Regions from separate parts of the Homo sapiens genome. Here region 2 is linked to region 1. The links are chromatin loops, found by intact Hi-C in ENCODE. Cell type or tissue: IMR-90. All regions are shown on one strand. Each heading gives the region's core, and the rest is flanking DNA. Links, peaks and the distances in the headings are about the cores only.

What was found. Peaks named below come from ENCODE experiments on the same cell type or tissue, not always from the same donor. Only the 100,000 strongest peaks of a DNase experiment are listed, where the experiment ranks them.
Region 2: a loop joins it to region 1, with 5 times the contacts of the local background. A loop is called at or near these places in 4 of 110 quality-filtered maps.

The regions. Positions count from the first base shown.
Region 1 is chr7:97,100,344-97,109,154 of GRCh38, forward strand. No RefSeq gene overlaps it. Among named protein-coding and RNA genes, the nearest start is that of SDHAF3, 13 kb to the right of the region's middle. In IMR-90, for the core only: a CTCF peak has its summit at 4,487 (motif pointing right); a DNase peak (open chromatin) is centred at 4,498.
Region 2 is chr7:97,923,351-97,932,161 of GRCh38, forward strand. It overlaps CZ1P-ASNS (CZ1P-ASNS readthrough), which reads right to left. Exons shown (of 19, transcript NR_147989.1): 3 at 4,732-5,427. It also overlaps a transcript of ASNS not described here. Among named protein-coding and RNA genes, the nearest start is that of MIR5692A1, 36 kb to the right of the region's middle. RefSeq lists a silencer at 4,980-5,149. In IMR-90, for the core only: a CTCF peak has its summit at 5,112 (motif pointing left); no DNase peak of the experiment used is centred there; H3K4me3 peaks cover 192 bases; H3K27me3 peaks cover 261 bases.

The DNA of each region.
Region 1 (8,811 bases), core at 444-8,443:
TTACCAATCAAAAAAAGTCCAGGACCAGATGGATTCACAGCTGAATTCTTTTTTTTTTTTTTTTTTTCCCCGAGACGGAGTCTCGCACCGTCACCCAGGCTGGAGTGCAATGGCACAATCTCGGCTCACTGCAACTTCTGCCTCCCAGGTTCATGTGATTCTCCTGCCTCAGCCTCCCGAGTAGCTGGGATTACAGGTGTACACCACCACACCCAGCTAATTTTTTGTATTTTTAGTAGAGATGGGGTTTCACTATGTTGGCCAGACTGATCTAGAACTCCTGACCTCGTGATCCACCTGCCTTGGCCTCCCAAAGTGCCGGGATTACAGGCATGAGCAACCACACCCGGCCTCACAGCTGAATTCTATCAGGCATTCAGAGAAGAATTGGTACCTATCTTACTGAAACTATTTCACAAGATAGAGAAAGAGGAATTCCTCCCTAAATCATTCTATGAAGTCAGTATCCCCCTAATACCAAAGCCAGAAAATGACATAAGAAAAAAGAAAACTACAGACCAATATCCCTGATGAACACAGATGCAAAAATCCTCAACAAAAATACTAGCTAATCAAATCCAACAGCATATCAAAAAGATAATACACCATGATCAAGTGGGTTTCATAACAGGGATGCAGCGATGGTTTAACATACACAAGTCAATAAATGTGATACACTACACAAACAATTAAAAACAAAAATCACATGTCCATCTCAATAGATGCAGAAAAAGCATTTGACAAAATTCAGCATGCCTTTATGATGAAAACCCTCAGCAAAATTGGCATAGAAGAGACATACCTCAAGGTAATAAAAGCCATCTATGACAAACCCACAGCCAACATTATACTAAATGGGGAAAAGTTGAAAGCATTCCCCCTGAGAACTGGAACAAGACAAGGATGCCCACCTTTACCACTGCTATTCAACATAGTACTGGAAGTCCTAGTCAGAGCAATAAGACAAGAGAAAGAAACAAAAAGCATCCAAATCAGTAAAGAGGAACTCAAACTGACACTGTTCACCAATTATATGTTTGTATACCTAGAAAACCCTAAAAACTCATCCAAAAAGCTCCTAGATTTGATAAACGAAGTCAGTAAAGTTTCAGGATACAAAATCAATGTACACAAATCAGCAGCACTGCTATACACCAACAATGACCAAGCTGAGAATCAAATCAAGAACTCAACCCCTTTTACAACAGGTGCAAAAAAAAAGGAAATATTTAGGAATATGCCTAACCAGGGAGATAAAAGATCTCTGAAAGGAAAACTATAAAACACTGCTGAAAGAAATCATAGATGGCACAAATAGAAACACATCCCATGCTCATAGATGGGTAGAATCAATATTGTGAAAATGGTCATACTGCCAAAAGCAATCTACAAATTCAATGCAATTCCCATCAAAATACCATCATCATTTCTCATCGAACTAGAAAAAACATTCCTAAAATTCATATGGAACCAAAAAAGAGCCTGCATAGCCAAAGCAAGACTAAGCAAGAACAAATCTGGAGGCATCACATTACCCAACTTCAAACTATACTACAAGGCTATAGTTACCAAAAAAGCAAGGTACTGGTATAAAAATAGGCACATAGACCAATGGAACAGACTACAGAACCCAGAAACAAAGCCAAATACTTATAGACAACTGACATTTTTTTTTTTTTTAAGACAGGGTCTTGCTCTGTCGCCAAGGCTGGAGTGCAGTGGTGCGATCTCGGCTCACTGCAAGCTCCGCCTCCCAGATTCATGCCATTCTCCTGCCTCAGCCTCCCGAGTAACTGGGACTACAAGCGCCCGCCACCACACCTAGCTAATTTTTTGTATTTTTAATAGAGACGGGGTTTCACTGTGTTAGCTGGGATGGTCTCGATCTCCTGACCTCGTGATCTGCCCACCTCGGCCTCCCAAAGCTGGGATTACAGGCATGAGCCACCACACCCGGCCGACAACTGCCCTTTAACAAAGCAAACAAAAACATAAAGTGGGGAAAAGACACTGTATTCAACAAATGGTGTTGGGGTAATTGGCAAGCCACATGTAGAAGAAGGAAGCTGGATCCTCATCTCTCACCTTATACAAAAATCAGCTCAAAATGGATCAAAGACTTAAATCTAAGACCTGAAACCATAAAAATTCTAAAAGATAACCTCAGAAAAACAATTCTAGATATTGACTTAGGCGAAGACTTCATGACCAAAAGCAAATGCAACAAAAACAAATAGATGGTACCTAATTAAACTAAAAGGCTTCTGCACAGTAAAAGAAATAATCAGCAAACAGACAGCCCACAGAGTGGAAGAGTATCTTTGCCAGCTATGTATCTGATAAAAGACTCATATCCAGAATCTACAAGGAATTCAAAAAAATCAGCAAGAAAAAAACAAATAACCCCATCAAAAAGTGGGCAAAGGACATGAATAGACAATTCTCAAAAGAAGATATACAAATGGCCAACAAACATGAAAAAATGCTCAACATCACTAACGATCAGGGAAACGCAAATCGAAACTGCAGTGCAAAACCACCTTACTTCTGCAAGAATGGCCATAGATGTTGGCATGGATGTAGTAAAAAGGAGCACTTTTACATTGCTGTTGGGACTGTGAACTAGTACAACCCCTATGGAAAACAGTATGGAGAGTCCTTAAAGAACTAAAAGTAGAACTACCACTTGATCCAGCAATCCTACTACTGAGTATCTACCCAGAGGAACAGAAGTCATCATCCAAAAAAGACACTTGCTCATGCATGTTTATAGCAGCGCAATCTGCAATTGCAAAAATATAGAACCAGCCCAAATGCCCTTCAATCAATGAGTGGATAAAGAAACTGTGGTGTGTATATATATATATACATACACACACACACACACACACACACACACCATGGTATTATATTACATATATATGTTATATATATATGTTTTATATATATATGTTTTATATATATATGTTTTATATATATATGTTATATATATATATAAATGACATCAGTTTTCTCCAAAGACTTTTCTCTCTCCATGTATCTGTGACATATTTCTTTCTCTTGATATATGTCATTGTCAAGGAATCCTTGTTTTGACACTTCTTTTGTAAATCAGTTGCTTTTTCTCCTTGCCATTGCCCCACCTGCTTAGACTCTGTATCTCTCAGTTAAAGGATTGCAACAGTCTTCTAATTGCATTTCCTTTCTTTAGTTTTTTTTCTACCTCCAATTAATAGGACATAACATATATAGTATTCCATGGAATATATAGTATTCCATGGAATACTACTCAGCCATAAAAAGGAACAAAATAAAGGCATTCGCAGCAACTTGGATGGAGTTGGTGATCATTATCTAAGTGAAGTAACTCAGGAATGGAAAACCAAACATCATATGTTCTTACTTATAAGTGAGAGCTAAGCTATGAGGATGCAAAGGCATAAGAATGATATAATGGACTTTGGGTACTTGAGCGGAGGGGTGGGAGGAGGGTGAGGGATAAAAGACTACACATTGCGTACAGTGTACACTGCTCGGGTGATGGGTGCGCCAAATCTCAGAAATCACCACTAAAGAACTTTTCTGTGCAACCAAACACCATTTGTTCCCCCAAAACTGCTGAAATAAACAACAACAACAAAACAGAATAGATACTGTAAATTCATTCTAATTTGAGGAGGACAGAGAGAAGGGAGATAATGTCCCTTGTCAATTTTTTTGCATTTGTTTATATATTTACTGACTTTTGCTTTCTGTAGGTTAAATGACAATGGCCTTATGAAGTTGATATCTTTGTCTGAATTATTTAGATTGTTTTCCTTCAATTTTAAGAGTGCTATGTACTATGAAAGTACAGTGCTATGAAAAAGTGAGTTAGTAATAGTGTGGCTGCCAGTTGCCTTTGATTACAATGTGACTTTATATCCTGGGGGCACAGGTTGTACTCTGAGGACAGTGGGAAAGCTTTGGAAGATGGTGGGCTGTGGGAGACACCTGAGTGAAGCCATGTTTTAAAAAGATCAATTTGAATATGTTATGTCCTATTAATTGGAGGTAGAAAAAAAACTAAAGAAAGGAAATGCAATTAGAAGACTGTTGCAATCCTTCAACTGAGAGATACAGAGTCTAGGCAGGTGGGGCAATGGCAAGGAGAAAAAGCAACTGATTTACAAAAGTAGCGTCAAAACAAGGATTCCTCGACAATGACATGTATCAAAAGAAGGAAAGATGTCACAGATGCGTGGAGAGAGAAAAGTCTTTGGAGAAAACTGATGAGTTTAGCTTGGAACAGAGACTCTGAAAGGATGACAGGACACCCAGTTTGGACTTATCCTGTGGTTATATAGAGAGCAAGACTCTTAACTGTGGAGAGGTCAGAGGTGTGTGTATGAGGCTTGGAACAGCTTTTTGAGAAGCTATGCTGGCGGTTTTCCAGATAAGGGTCCAGTGAGGCCTTTGAAGTGGTTAGAATGGGCTTGGCCAGGCGGGGGCAGCAGAGCATCAGTAATTGCTGGGGACAGCTGGCCGGGACAAGAGCGCTGACAGGGAGTCATGTTTGGATTGAGCCTTCGCACTTGTTCACATTTGTGGGCTGGAAGAACTACAGCCAGTTAAGAAGACAGAGGGAGTGGGGTCCTGAAGGTGGGATCGCCTGGGCAGCACAAATGTGTGGAAGGCAAAGATGCAAAGACTTCTAGGAAGTCAGGAGGGGGTAGGAGTGTGAACAGAAGCAAATGACTAGTGACTTTGAAGAAAGAGATTTCAGAAGAATAGTGAGGCCAACACCAGGTTAAAAGGGGTCAAATGGGCTGGGCGTGGTGGCTCAAGGCCTGTAATCCCAACACTGGGAGGCTGAGGCGGGTGGATCACTTGAGGTCAGGAGTTCTGGACCAGCCTGGCCAATATGGTGAAACCCCATCTCTACTAAAAATACAAAAATTAGCCTGCAATCCCAGCTACTTGGGAGGCTGAGGCAGGAGAATCGCTTGAACCTGGGGAGGTGGAGGTTGCAGTGAGCCAATATCACACAACTGCACTCCAGCCTGGGTGACAAAGCCAGACTCAGTCTCAAAAAAAAGAGGAGGCAGGGGATTAAATGAGGAATGGGTATGGAGATGGAGAAAGTGGGAATAGGAATGTATATTTTCAAGTCAATGAAAAAAAGCAGAGTAACAGGATGGTCGCTTAAAGGGGAGGCAGAATAGAGAGATTTTCTTTTAACCTGAAGTATTCTCGTGAGTGTTTGTGAGCTCAATGAAATAATATCATGAAGAAAATAATTGAAAATGCCTGTGAGAGAAAGAACAAGGGGTTATGAAGACACTCCTCAGAAGAGTTGGGATATAATCAAGAGTTCTGGTGGAAAGTTTGGGTTGAAGGAGAGTAGGAAGGAAGAAGATATAGATAATGGAGATTTTATGGATCTTTATTAAGAGTGCCAACATTGTACAGTCAGCCCTTCATATCCATGCGTTCTGCATCACAGATTTAACCAACTCAGGATCAAAAATGTTCAGAAAAACAATTGCACCTGTACTGACATATACAGACTTTTCTTTGTCATTATTCCCTAAACAATATAGTATAACAACTATTTATATTGTATTAGGTATTATAAGTAATCTAGAGATTATTTAAGATATACGGGAGGATGTGTATAGGTTATTTGCAAATAACTATGCCATTTTTTATCATATACTTGAGCATCTGCAGATTTTGGTACCTGGGGAGCAGAGGAGAAGCACTGGAACCAATTCCCCATATATATCAAGAGATGATTGTATAAGTAAGCTGTATTCCAAATGTTCATTAGTTATCTGGAAAAGTTAAATCATTTTCCTGGAGAAACATGTGGTATTGCGGATATGGCATGTGGAAAGATTCTGGGCTGTGCTCTTCAGATCATGACATTATAATCACCTCCCCCTACTTTATAAATGTGGATATAACTCAAAGTTATGTTTTTACTGTTTTCACTTTACATTCTCCTCCTCAGAGAGAAGTTTCACTTTTACGGTTTAAAATATTCTTAACTATATAACAATATTTTCCCCCATTGTTGCAAGGACTCTTTAGTACAGAAAAGGCTGAACATTTAATAATTAGTTTTTAACACAGTGCCGTAATATCTTGTGTACTTTCCCAGAACTCAAATGTCTCCAAGATGGGAATTTAGATCACTGGTTCTGAATCCTGGCTGCACATTAGAATCACTTTGCCTGGAGCTTCTAAGCAATATCAATGTCTCAGCCCACCCTTGGAGGTTTGAATTGAGGCCTCATTCAAGCAGTTTAGAATGAGGCCTAAGAAACAGTATTTTATTATTTTTTTTTTTTACCAGTTTCACAGGTGAATGTAATATACAGCAGATGTTGAGAGCCACTGACTTAGACGATTAAAGGAACTGCACTGACACTATTAGGTAAATTTTCAATGCATCATGTAGGGTAGGCTGCCCCATTCAAACTCAGTGTGATTAAAATAAAATGCATTTCCACAAGCAGTTTTCTCTCCGGACTTTCTGTCTTCAATTATACATCCACAAAGGAAAACATGAAAACCTCTTAGATTCAGCTTTTTTTCCATTTCCTCATATCCGGTCAGTCCTTAAATCCAATGTCCTTCATAGTCTCATGCCCATGCTCCCACAGCTCTGCCTGCCTCTATGTGTTATGAACTCCTGGAAATCTCTTGCTGTCTTCTTTGGCTCAAGTGCAGACAGTTGAGTTAATCATGTTCTTCAGGCATGTTGTCATCCTGGATTCATGCAAGGCCCTTTGTTTAAATGAAGGTATTTATTCATTCAATAGTCTATTTTGCACATGGCTGCCAGATTGTTTTTAAAAGACTGCTTTCACCAATTCTCTTGACTCACATCTCCCAGTAACTCCTCATTTCCTACTCTGTAAATGGTGAACTACTTTGTGTGCCTTTTAAGGCTTTATATAATTGGTATTGAAACTCCAGGGATTCAGTCTAGGTCCTGCTGCTCACCACACAGGAAGCCAATCACTGAGACAGAGTATTGCCAGGGAAGAAGGCTTTATTCAGGTGCTATAGCTGAGGAGATCGGAGATCAGTCTCAAATCCATCTCCATTCATCTCCCTGACCAACTAAAATTGAAAGTTTATATACCAGGAAAGAAAAGTAACTATGTGTGGGAAAACAGGAATTAGGGAGGGGTAAGGAAGAGGAATTGGCCAACAGGAAGCAGGTGGTCAGTTAGGCAATAATAATGGCTAAGGGATCTGGCATCTCATTGTCCAAATGCAGTGATTTAGTAAGTTTCAGTTCCTTGATACTATGTGGAAGGCCTGATGTTTGGTTTCCTGAGAAAGTAACTCAGATAAGAAAAATGTAACTTTCTTAAGTCTTAGGAATCTCCCAGACATTTTTTTCTTGCCATTATCCGTTAAACAATATAGGGAATAACTAAAAAAGTCTTGGGAGGGTCTATTTCTATGTTTATTCAAAAGAAACCATAAACATCAGTTTTATGGGACAATGGACCAGTTTCATAATCAACACCCATTCAACGTAGGATGTCACTTAACTTCTCTGGCCCATTTTACCACCTGTAAAATTATACGTTAATAAATATATAAAGATATGTAATTATATAATACTATATATTATACATATATAATTCTTTCTAGATCCAAACAAATATTCCTATTTTTTAAAGGACTATTTTCTATTCTGCCTACAATAGGCTATTCATTATTCTAATCAGTTTGGTTTCTTCACTGTTCTAACAACACAAGCTCAGTGTTGCTTTTCATGTTGTTTTTCTCTTTTGAAAAACCTCAGGTCTTTTCTTAACCTGTCTATATGATATCATTATTCAAGGCACAGCTTAGATTCCACTCATCTATAATGTCTTCCTAGATGAGTGCCTGAGTATATGATCACACAATTTGAAATATAATCCATTTTGTTTTGTGTTGTTCCCAGCCCTTAAGTATCTTTTTAATATTTTCTAAATATTCTGTTTTTATGTTCCTTTCTTTGTTCTAAGATTTATGTATAAGGATGCTTTAGAATTTTTGAGTGGTTGTACTTTCATGTTGTTTTAATTTTTGTGGCTACATAGTAAGTATTATGATTTTCTAATTTTGTGCATTGTGGTCAGAGAATAAGATCTATAAAATTCCTGGTTTTAAAAAATGCGTTTAAATTTTTCTTTGCAATATCATCTAATTTTTGATCAGCTTTTGTCAAGATTTTTATGGAAACTTTAAAGTAATATGAATTCTTTGTTTTCAACAGTTTTTAAGCCAGTAATGTAAAATATCTTTTTACATGTAAAAGAGATATAACTTATTGTTCAAAACTGGGAACTACATTCATAATCTTACCAGTAAGTATTTTAGCATGTTTGCTTCTAGAGTTTCTATTTTTAAAAAATGACTAAAATCATATATATTATATATATTTGTATCCTGCTCTTGATTATTAACAATAATTTGATGTGTTTTGTCATTAAAATATCATACTTAACATCATTTTTAAAAGCATATTTAATATTCCATTATATGGCTATATCATAATTTAATTAATTCCTTGGTGTTGGACATTTACATTTCATTTTTTTTTTACAACTGAAAATAATATATCATTCTTCAAATGCTAAAATAATAGACTGGAAACACACCCCAACCTCCCATTCCTACTAATCTTTAGAAATGAGATAACGTATATTTTAAAAAGCTGTAACTGGATTGGAAAAGATGGGGAATTTAATATTAATAATTTAAAGTAATATGAATTCTGTTTTAAAGTTTTTAAACAAGTTATGTAAAATATCTGTT
Region 2 (8,811 bases), core at 612-8,611, 820 kb after region 1:
AAGCCAAGGTGGGCCGATCACTTGAGGTCAGGAGTTTGAAAGCAGCCTGGCCAAACCTCATCTCCACTAAAAATACAAAAGTTAGTCAGGCATGGTGGCACGCACCTGCATTCCCAGCTACTTGGGAGGCTGAGGGAGGAGAATCCTTTGAACATGGGAGGTGGGTTCCCCAGGCTTAGAGCAAAACCCCCATCTTGTCCGTCTCCACTCTCATCCCAGGCAATCACGGTCATTTCCACAGCCTCAACCACTGTCTACCTGGGATGCCTCCCAAGCCCAAGTCTCCAGCCCAAACCTGCCTTCCTAGCCCCAGACCCATCTGTCCTGGCACACGTTGCCCCCTGGGTCCCAAGCAACCTCAGCCAATGAGTCCAACGTCAACTTCCTGTCCTTGCCTGACACTGTCAGCCCTGAGATCAGACTTGACCATTCACCTCCAGTACCTGATAGGTCCGTCAGTCCTTTGGAACATATCCCACGAATATTCCCTAAACCAGGCACCGGACTCCACACATCAACACCGTCATGTGAGTCACCAGCATCCCTGGCAGGGACCCCTGTCCCAGCCTCCAACTCATCTCCTTCCTGTCCCTTGAGTTCTGTGTCACATTCCAGAGGCCACAAGAAGAAAAATGACAACCTTAATGAAATTAAAAGAATTGAGAAGACATTTCCCTATGGTCCAAAGTCTTTCCAACTGAGAAACACATATCAAGATCCGGCCTGCCAACCCTGCGGTTAAATGTTCCTGAAATAATTAAAGCCCAGGGCAACACAGCCCGCACTCCACAAGTACTCCCAGCACAGTAAGACTTGCTTCTCTGGAGGGGCTTGAAATGTCCAGTGTGTACCCTGCCCCTCTCTGTCGTAGCTAACAGGAATGTGCTTCATGTCTTCTTCCTGCTCAAAGGACTGTCCACCAACATGCGCAGGTAGCACTTTCGGCCAGGGGGGGATGCGAGAACTTCCCACCATTTCCCACTTATGCACTGCATTCCTCAGGAGCCTGCCTCACAAATTACAAGAGCGCCACGGCAGACACACCACGTTCCAGTGGGTGGCCATGTCTTCATGTCAGCTTGAAAGATCGTCACCAGGGAAATATCTATATCTCGGCAGAGAAAGCTTCAGCCTGTGTAGTCCAGCTGTGCTCAAATGGAAATCCAGAAACCCAGATGTTGGTCCAAACACCCTGTCTCGGACAGCCAGCTCTGCAGGTCCCCAGCGTGGGAGTGAACTGGGTGGGCCACCTACCCTGCCTGCCCACATCCCTGCTTCCTGGAATCCTGGACCCTGAGAACCAGGGGGATGTGGTGGGGAACAGGCAAGTCTTGTGCAGAAAGCCAAGATGCCACCCAAATCCACTCTGCAGTCTAGGTGGGTGATATTCTGGTCTGCACCACACCAGTGCATGAGGGGATGGAGGATGGAGTCTAGACAAGCCAAATGTAAAAAGATATTGCCCAAGTATTTTGTGCTTTGTCTGTGTTACAATGCTATGCCCAGCCCAGCGTGGTGGCTCACACCTGTGATCTCAGCACCTTGGGAGGCCGAGGCAGGCGGATCACCTTAGGTCAGGAGTTTGAGACCAGCCTGGACAACATGGTGAAACCCCATCTCTACTAAAAATACAAAAATTAGCCAGGTGTGGTGGTGGGCACCTGTAATCCCAGCTACTCGGGAGGCTGAGGCAGGAGAATCACTTGAGCCCAGGAGGTGGAGGTTGCAGTGAGCAGAGATCATGCCACTGCACTCCAGCCTGGGCAACAGAGTAAGACTCCATCTTTAAAAAACATAAAAATAAATAAATGCTATGCCCAGCATTTTCCATGTACTGTCTTATTATCTCAGTAAATCCCATATAACCTTCCTATGAAAGTGTATCTCATTTATCTCCATTTTATAGATGAGAAAACTGAGGTCCCTGGAGTAGTATTAATTTTCCAAGACCGCATTGCTCATAAAGGGTACAGCAGGGACCCAAGCTCGACACTCTCACCCTCAAACATTTCCACAAATGTAGACCAATGGCTCTCAACTGGGGTGGTTTTGCTCACGTACCACTCCCTTGCTCCATGACATTTGAAACCATCTGGAGACATCTGGGGTAGCCATAGCTGGGAGGGTAGAGTGGCACCTAGAGGATGGAGACCAGAGATGCTGCTAACCATCCTACAATACACGGGACGGCCCCACCACCACCACCATGAATGGTCTGACCCCAAGTGTTGTGACTGTGCCAAAGCTGAGAAACCCAGGTTTCTCCTCAGCAAGAAGGGAAAATACCTGCAACGTGGATGCACCTCTACAGGAGCCCCAGGCTGACAATAACCTTCCTGATCTGGTTTCAACCCTGGATGCTTTTACCTGGTGCGTTAATCAGGGATTTCAGGGACTCCAGTGAGTTATCACCCTTGAATGCTCGGTTCTGCCTGACAACCCAGAAATCTCTGCCGAGGTGCCTGGTCTTGGGGAAGGCTGAGCAAATGGTTGAGGTTGATAACCAAATACCTAGGAGAGACTTGTCTCCCTCCAGGAAGAGCTGTTGGTCAGACACACCCTGGGATCATTCACAAGCGGTCAATAAAGGCTTGGGGAGGGCCAGGTTTTCTAGGCGTCTTAATGGGATGGGTGTTTATGGATACACAAGAAGCCTGTGAAACTTCTGATATTGGCAGGAAATCAATGCCCCCCACCCTCCACCCCCCTGCCTCCCCACCATAAACACATGCCCTGCAGCAGGACTTGGCACTCAGGGTCTCCTGGGGTCCCGATTTACCTGCTAAAACATCCTTTAGCCAACACCGAATAAAGCAACCCCTTGCCACCCAACCACGAGATCACAGCCTGGGAGCCACTCCAAGGGACATCCAGTCACATTAAAACCTCAGCCATCCAGAGCACCAGGCCTGGTGATGAGAAAGAACATTTTATCCTTAAAAGCATCTGAATGCCCATGCTGCTTCTTGCAGAGAAAAGTCCAAAATAATCTGCTATTAAAGAATGAGGATGGTTTTGACATTTTTACCAAGCTAATGGTCTACACAGACAAAATCTCATAAAAGGGCACTCTGTTCTTCTTGATCCACTCAGACATGGCCTGTGAGTGAAGAAACAGGCTCTCCTCCTCAAAGAAATCACTGCTGATCCTCACACCAGCCTGACACTTCTTCATGGGTTCTTCAAAGAGAGTATTCCCATAGAAACTAAAAGGGAAGAGGAATGGGTCTGGCGGGCATTGTGGGCAGCAGTGGGCTTTGGGCCAAATTTTAAGTTTGAAAATCAAGATTCCCTCTTTTCAAGGGGCCGCCAGACTGAGCAGATACAGGCGCCGCGAAAAGAGCGTGCCATATTCAGATTCAGGAAACAAGGATGGTTTCTGTTCAGTTCCTCCATCATCCTTCAGGTCATGCGATTCCCATTTCCCTTTGTGGACCAAAAAATTCAGTGGGGTTTCTGCCTTTTAAATATTTCATTATCAACATATCATCATTTTAGCCTCCAGAAAGCATTTTAACATGGAGATTCTGGCTTAAGACTCTTGTGGGTCTGTCTGTCTCTCTCTCTCTCTTTTGCTTGAAACGGTCTCACTTTGTCACCCAGGCTGGAGTGCAGTGGCATGATCACAGCTCACTGCAGCCCGACCTTCCAGGCTCTAGCAATCCTCCCACCTCAGCCTCCCAAGTACTTGGGACTACAGGCACACACCACCACACCTGGCTTTTTTTTTTTTTTTTTTTTTTTTTTTTGGTAGATATGAGGCTTCACCATGTTGCCCAGGCTGGTCTTAAACTCCTGGGCTCAAGCGATCCTCCCCCTTCGGCCTCTCAAAGTGCTGGGATTATTGGCTTGAGCCACCATGCCCGGCCAAGAACCTTGTCTCTTGTGATGCACCCCAGAACAAAACATCACTGCAAAAACACACCAAGGCATGAGTTTTAGTCCTAAGTCCCATTTATCCACCATACACTATGTGCCAGGCACAACGCTAAGTCTTTCTATGGACGAGCATCCCTTAATCTCAGCAGTAACAACCCCAGGCAATGGGGCCTGTTGACAGATCCATTTGCCACTGAAGACAGTAAGGCTCAGAGAGGGTAAGTGGCTTGTGCCATGTCAGCCAGCTAAGGAGGGGCAGAACCAGGATGCAAACCCCAGCCGCCTGGCTCCAGACTCGCGTTCCCAAGGTCCCACTACGTTTGGTCACTGCAGTGCATTCTGGTATCCTGGTCTTTGGCAGAGTCCACGTAAAAGAAGGAGGTAGAGGGAGTGAGAGGGACTTCACGCAATAAAGTTTCCTGATGTTACACTGCCACCGTAATTGTGTCCCCGACCAGAACCTCTCCCTTCTCATCCTTTCCGTGATCGGCCCTGGAAAACCTTCCAGAGAACTGTCCTCCTTCTCCCGGGATCTCAGAGAAAATTCACTCAGAGTTCAGTGTCCAGGTGACCCAAGCTCTGAATGCAGTAACGTGCACGGGGAGATGAGGATGTCACCATGAGCAAGCCTCCCAGACAGCATCCGGGAGCAACCCCAAGACTGGGCAGGGGGGCTCTGATGCAGCCCACGGCGAGGAGGGCTGCCCGTGCTGCCTAAATGTGTTCAGAATGAAGGCCGCCCTCCCAGCTTTAACCCGGGGCAGGCCACGGAGCCTCCCGCCGCCCCTACCCCGCGTCCCCAGCACCCCCGCGCTCCCGGCACCCCCGGACCCCCGCGCCCGCGTCACTTACTCCTCTGCCGTCGCCACCTGTCTGGGTGCCGGTCTCCTCCCTGCCCGGCCGCGGCGCGTCCTCCCCGTCCTCGCAGTCCTGGGGCTGTGCGCTTCCCCCCTCCAGCAAGAGCCGCAGCCTCTTCTCTTCGGGAGGGACGTCGTCCTCCTCCCTCCTGGGCCGGCCATCCCTGCCTCGGGGCTTGCCAGTGGCTTTGGAGCTGCCGGAAGGGCTGGCCATGGCTCCGGGGGCTCTGCCTGCATTTGGGGAAGAAGGACCCGGCGCAAGCGGCCTCTCGGCGGAGCTGGGGCGTCTGAGCGCGGGCTCGGAGGGTCCGCGCGGCGCGGAGGTGGGCACCGGGGCCGGCGCGGGCTCCTCTGCGGGCCGCTCCTGGCTCTCTGGCGCCCTCTGCTGGCCGCTCACGCGCACCTCCGCCACGCCGGGCCCGGGCCTGCGCCGCTCTCACCTGTCCTGGCCCGGGGGTCGCTGTCCCTTGCCCGTGGCCAGGCCCGCTCTGGCCAGGCCCTGCACCTCCTCCCCGCCCCAACCAGGTTGCACCCCGATGGTCTCCCTGCTCAAGGAGGAGAGAAGAGAAGGGACGCCCCGAGAGGGTGGACATCGGCCACAGCCACCTTGTCTTTGCTCTTACCCTGTGTCTTGCATGATTTGGAGGTGGTGGGAAAACCGAGGCTGCTCAAAACTCGTGGAGAATTCCGCCTGCAGGATGACATGAATGCACCTTCACATTGCCTACCAACAGATCTTTTTTGAGCATCACTGTGGACCAGTCGTGGTGATGGGGGAGGGGATATTGTGGTGAACATGACAGGCATTGCCTTCACCCAGTGGGGCTCAGCGCTGGGTGAGAAGGCATTGAGAATGGACATTGTCAATTGGGCCAAAGGAGGCCAAGGAGAAGTGCTGGGGACATGGGAACTAAAAAAGACAGGAGGCTCAGCAGGTCTTGGAGCTGGGAGAGTGACAGCAGCAGCGGCTGTTCCAAAGGAAGCAACAGCTGAGAGAGGTCTCAGAGAGTTGTTCTCAGCCCAGTGGAGGGTGTTCAGGCAGAGGGAACAGCGTGTGCAAAAGCCCAGAGGCTGGGAAAGAAGCAGAAAGAGGACTGTGGTGCTGGAGCGTGGTGGACAAGGTGAGAGAGGTGTGGTGGGCGGACAGATGGCCTGGGACCCAGCCGTGCAGGGGCAGAGGATATAGGGGATCCTTGCAGGCCCCCAGCCGGGGCTGAGGCACAGAGACAATGCAGGTGGGCAAAGGGAGGAGACGTGGAGAAATATTTTGGAGGCATGCCCTGATGAATGAGCCCAGGATGCACCCTTAGTGTCAGTGTGGAGCTCCTGCCTTGGCTGTGTGATGACCTGAACCCGGGGGTATTTTCTGGACATCGAAGTGCTACACCCAGAGTCCAGGACAGGCTAAGTGAGCACCAGCAGCTCCTGGCCCACCTCAAAAGCAGGAGAGACAGGGGAGACTGGGGAGGCCGGGGCGGAAGGGGAAGCCAGGAAGGCAGGAGAGGCCAGGGAAGCAGAGGAGGCCAGGGAGGCAGAGGAGGCAGGAGAGGCTGGGGAGGCTGTGTCCTTTCCATGATTCTGCCCAGGATCCTAGGTCCCTGTACTCCCTGAACTTCTCCACCCCAAGCGCTGGAAACATGTTGCACAATGGTCTCCCCACTAAGCTCCTGATGGCAGCCCCTGCCCTGCTGTGCTCCCTATTTCAACCCTAACAGCTCTCACAGTGGGCAGCACATAGTAGGTGCTCAGGAAACACTGGTGGGAGAGCACATGGGTCTGCTCAGCACCTTCCTCTCTCCTCCAGCTCTCCCCTGTCACGAAATAATTCTGATAACGACACATGGGCTATGAGACCCTCTTCTATTACTTTCCATATGCTAATCCATCTATACCCCACAGCAGCCCTGGGGTGGGTGCAATGAGGATGCCCATTTTATAGAGGAGGAAACTGAGGTATAAAGAGGGTAAGTGACATAGGCACACTACAGGGGCTGGGGCCAAGTGATCAGAGCACTCAATCCCCAAAGGCAAAGTGGATGCAGTTACCATAAAAGACAGCAGAGTCAAAGCTGCAACCAGAATAGCCTGACTCGCAGAGACCTATGGTGCCAGCTGATCGTGGCATTCCTAGAAGTGAAATAGATAAGAAGCCTGCCACATTTTTACTGGATCTGTGTTTGCAGAAGAGTTCTAGGTCAGGTGAGCAGAAGTCTAATCTGAATCATAAAAACAGAGTCACAGTCCCCAGTCAATTCCCAGACATAAGCCAGTTCACAAACCCGGAGTCCCTTGTCTGAATGGGAAGCCAGGTCCCCTCCAGAAAGGACTCTGCTCCACTGCAAAAAATTTATACTGTCAATCTTTCTCCCAGCCTGCCCCCAAGGGAATACACAGCCTTTTACCAGGATGACTGAACAGGAGAAAAGGAACTAATGGGCCCTGTGCAGGATCACTGGACACAGGCTCTGAACTGGCACTAGGGCGAGACTAGGGTCTACCAGACAGAATAGGCATTTTGGAGGTCAGGTGAATGTTGGTGCAAGTTCATGTCATGGTAGATCCATTGGGTCCCCAAATCCATCCTCTGGTTATATACAAAATGGCCATGTTGAGATTTAAATTCATGGCATCCAACTTAGAGGCTGTGCTCTTACTCATGAAACATTCTGACACTACTAACCAATTTAAAAATGCAAACACCTCCTGGGGCTAGCGAGAGTCCTCCAAACAGTCATGTTAATTGGTTCTGTCAATCCTCCTACCCACCCACCCCCTCACCCCCCCCCCCCCCGCGCGGAGAGCCAGTTGCAAGGAGAGACTAGGGAAGGGCATTGGGTAACTTTGTTGCTAAAAGCTCTTCTGGATAAAGAAGAGCTTTATCCAGGAAAAAGAAGCAAAATAGAGTTCAGCAGAAGTTGAGAAAAGAAGCAAATAGAGTTCAGCAGAAGAGGTAAGAAAGTAAGTTTATGTTTGACCACGCACGGTGGCTCACGCCTGTAATCCTAGCACTTTGGGAAGCCAAGGTGGACAGATCACGAGGTCAAGAGATCGCACCATCCTGGCCAACATGGTGAAGCCCCGTCTGTACTAAAAATTCAAAAATTAGCTGGCCATGATGGCACACGCCTGTAGTCCCAGCTTCTCGGGAGCCTGAGTCAGGAGAATCACTTGAACGCAGGAGGCAGAGGTTGCAGTGGGCCGAGATCATGCCACTACATCCAACCCCGTGACAGAACAAGACTCCATCTCATAAAACAAAACAAACAAACAAAAGTAAGCTTATTTTTAAGCCTGAACAAGTGTAGTGGTTTAGGGGTTCTGCAAACACGGCCCCAATCAGGCTACAAGATGTTGTGGCAGCAATATTTACAGCCAGTCACTCCTGGCTGGCTGAGCCACTTTTCAAAACACGCTTGCACGGCTGTGCAGAGCGGCTGGCTCCACTGGCAGCCGGCAGAGCCATAACTCACACTGTCACCACTGCCCTCAAACCCCTTCGGTAAGCACTTTGTTTTTTTGAGACGGAGTCTTGCTCTGTCATGCAGGCTGGAGTGCAGTGGCACAATCTCGGCTCACTGCAAGCCCCGCCTCCTGGGTTCATGCCATTCTCCTTCCTCAGCCTCCCAAGTAGCTGGGACTACAGGTGCCCGCCACCATGCCCGGCTAATTTTTTGTATTTTTAGTACAGACGGGGTTTCACAGTGTTAGCCAGGATGGTCTCAATCTCCTGACCTTGTGATCTGCCTGCCTCAGCCTCCCAAAGTGCTGGGATTACAGGCGTGAGCCACCGCACCCGGCCTGGTAAGCACTTTTAATCAATGCAACAGGAATAAACATTTGCTGCAGAGCGGCAACGTGCAGGGAGGAACATGGTTCCACTCAGGCTCAGAAAGCAAAACCTCCTGGCTGTTTGCATCTATGCAAGAGCTCGCAGGAAAAGCCCTCTGTGTGGCTGCCAGCCTCACACACTCCCCCCAAGGGGTGAGTTTCTCTTTCCATGTTAATCTATGCTCTGATGTGCCATCTGTCAACAACCACACCATTCTCAGTTGCCATTTCAAAGCATCTTTGCCCT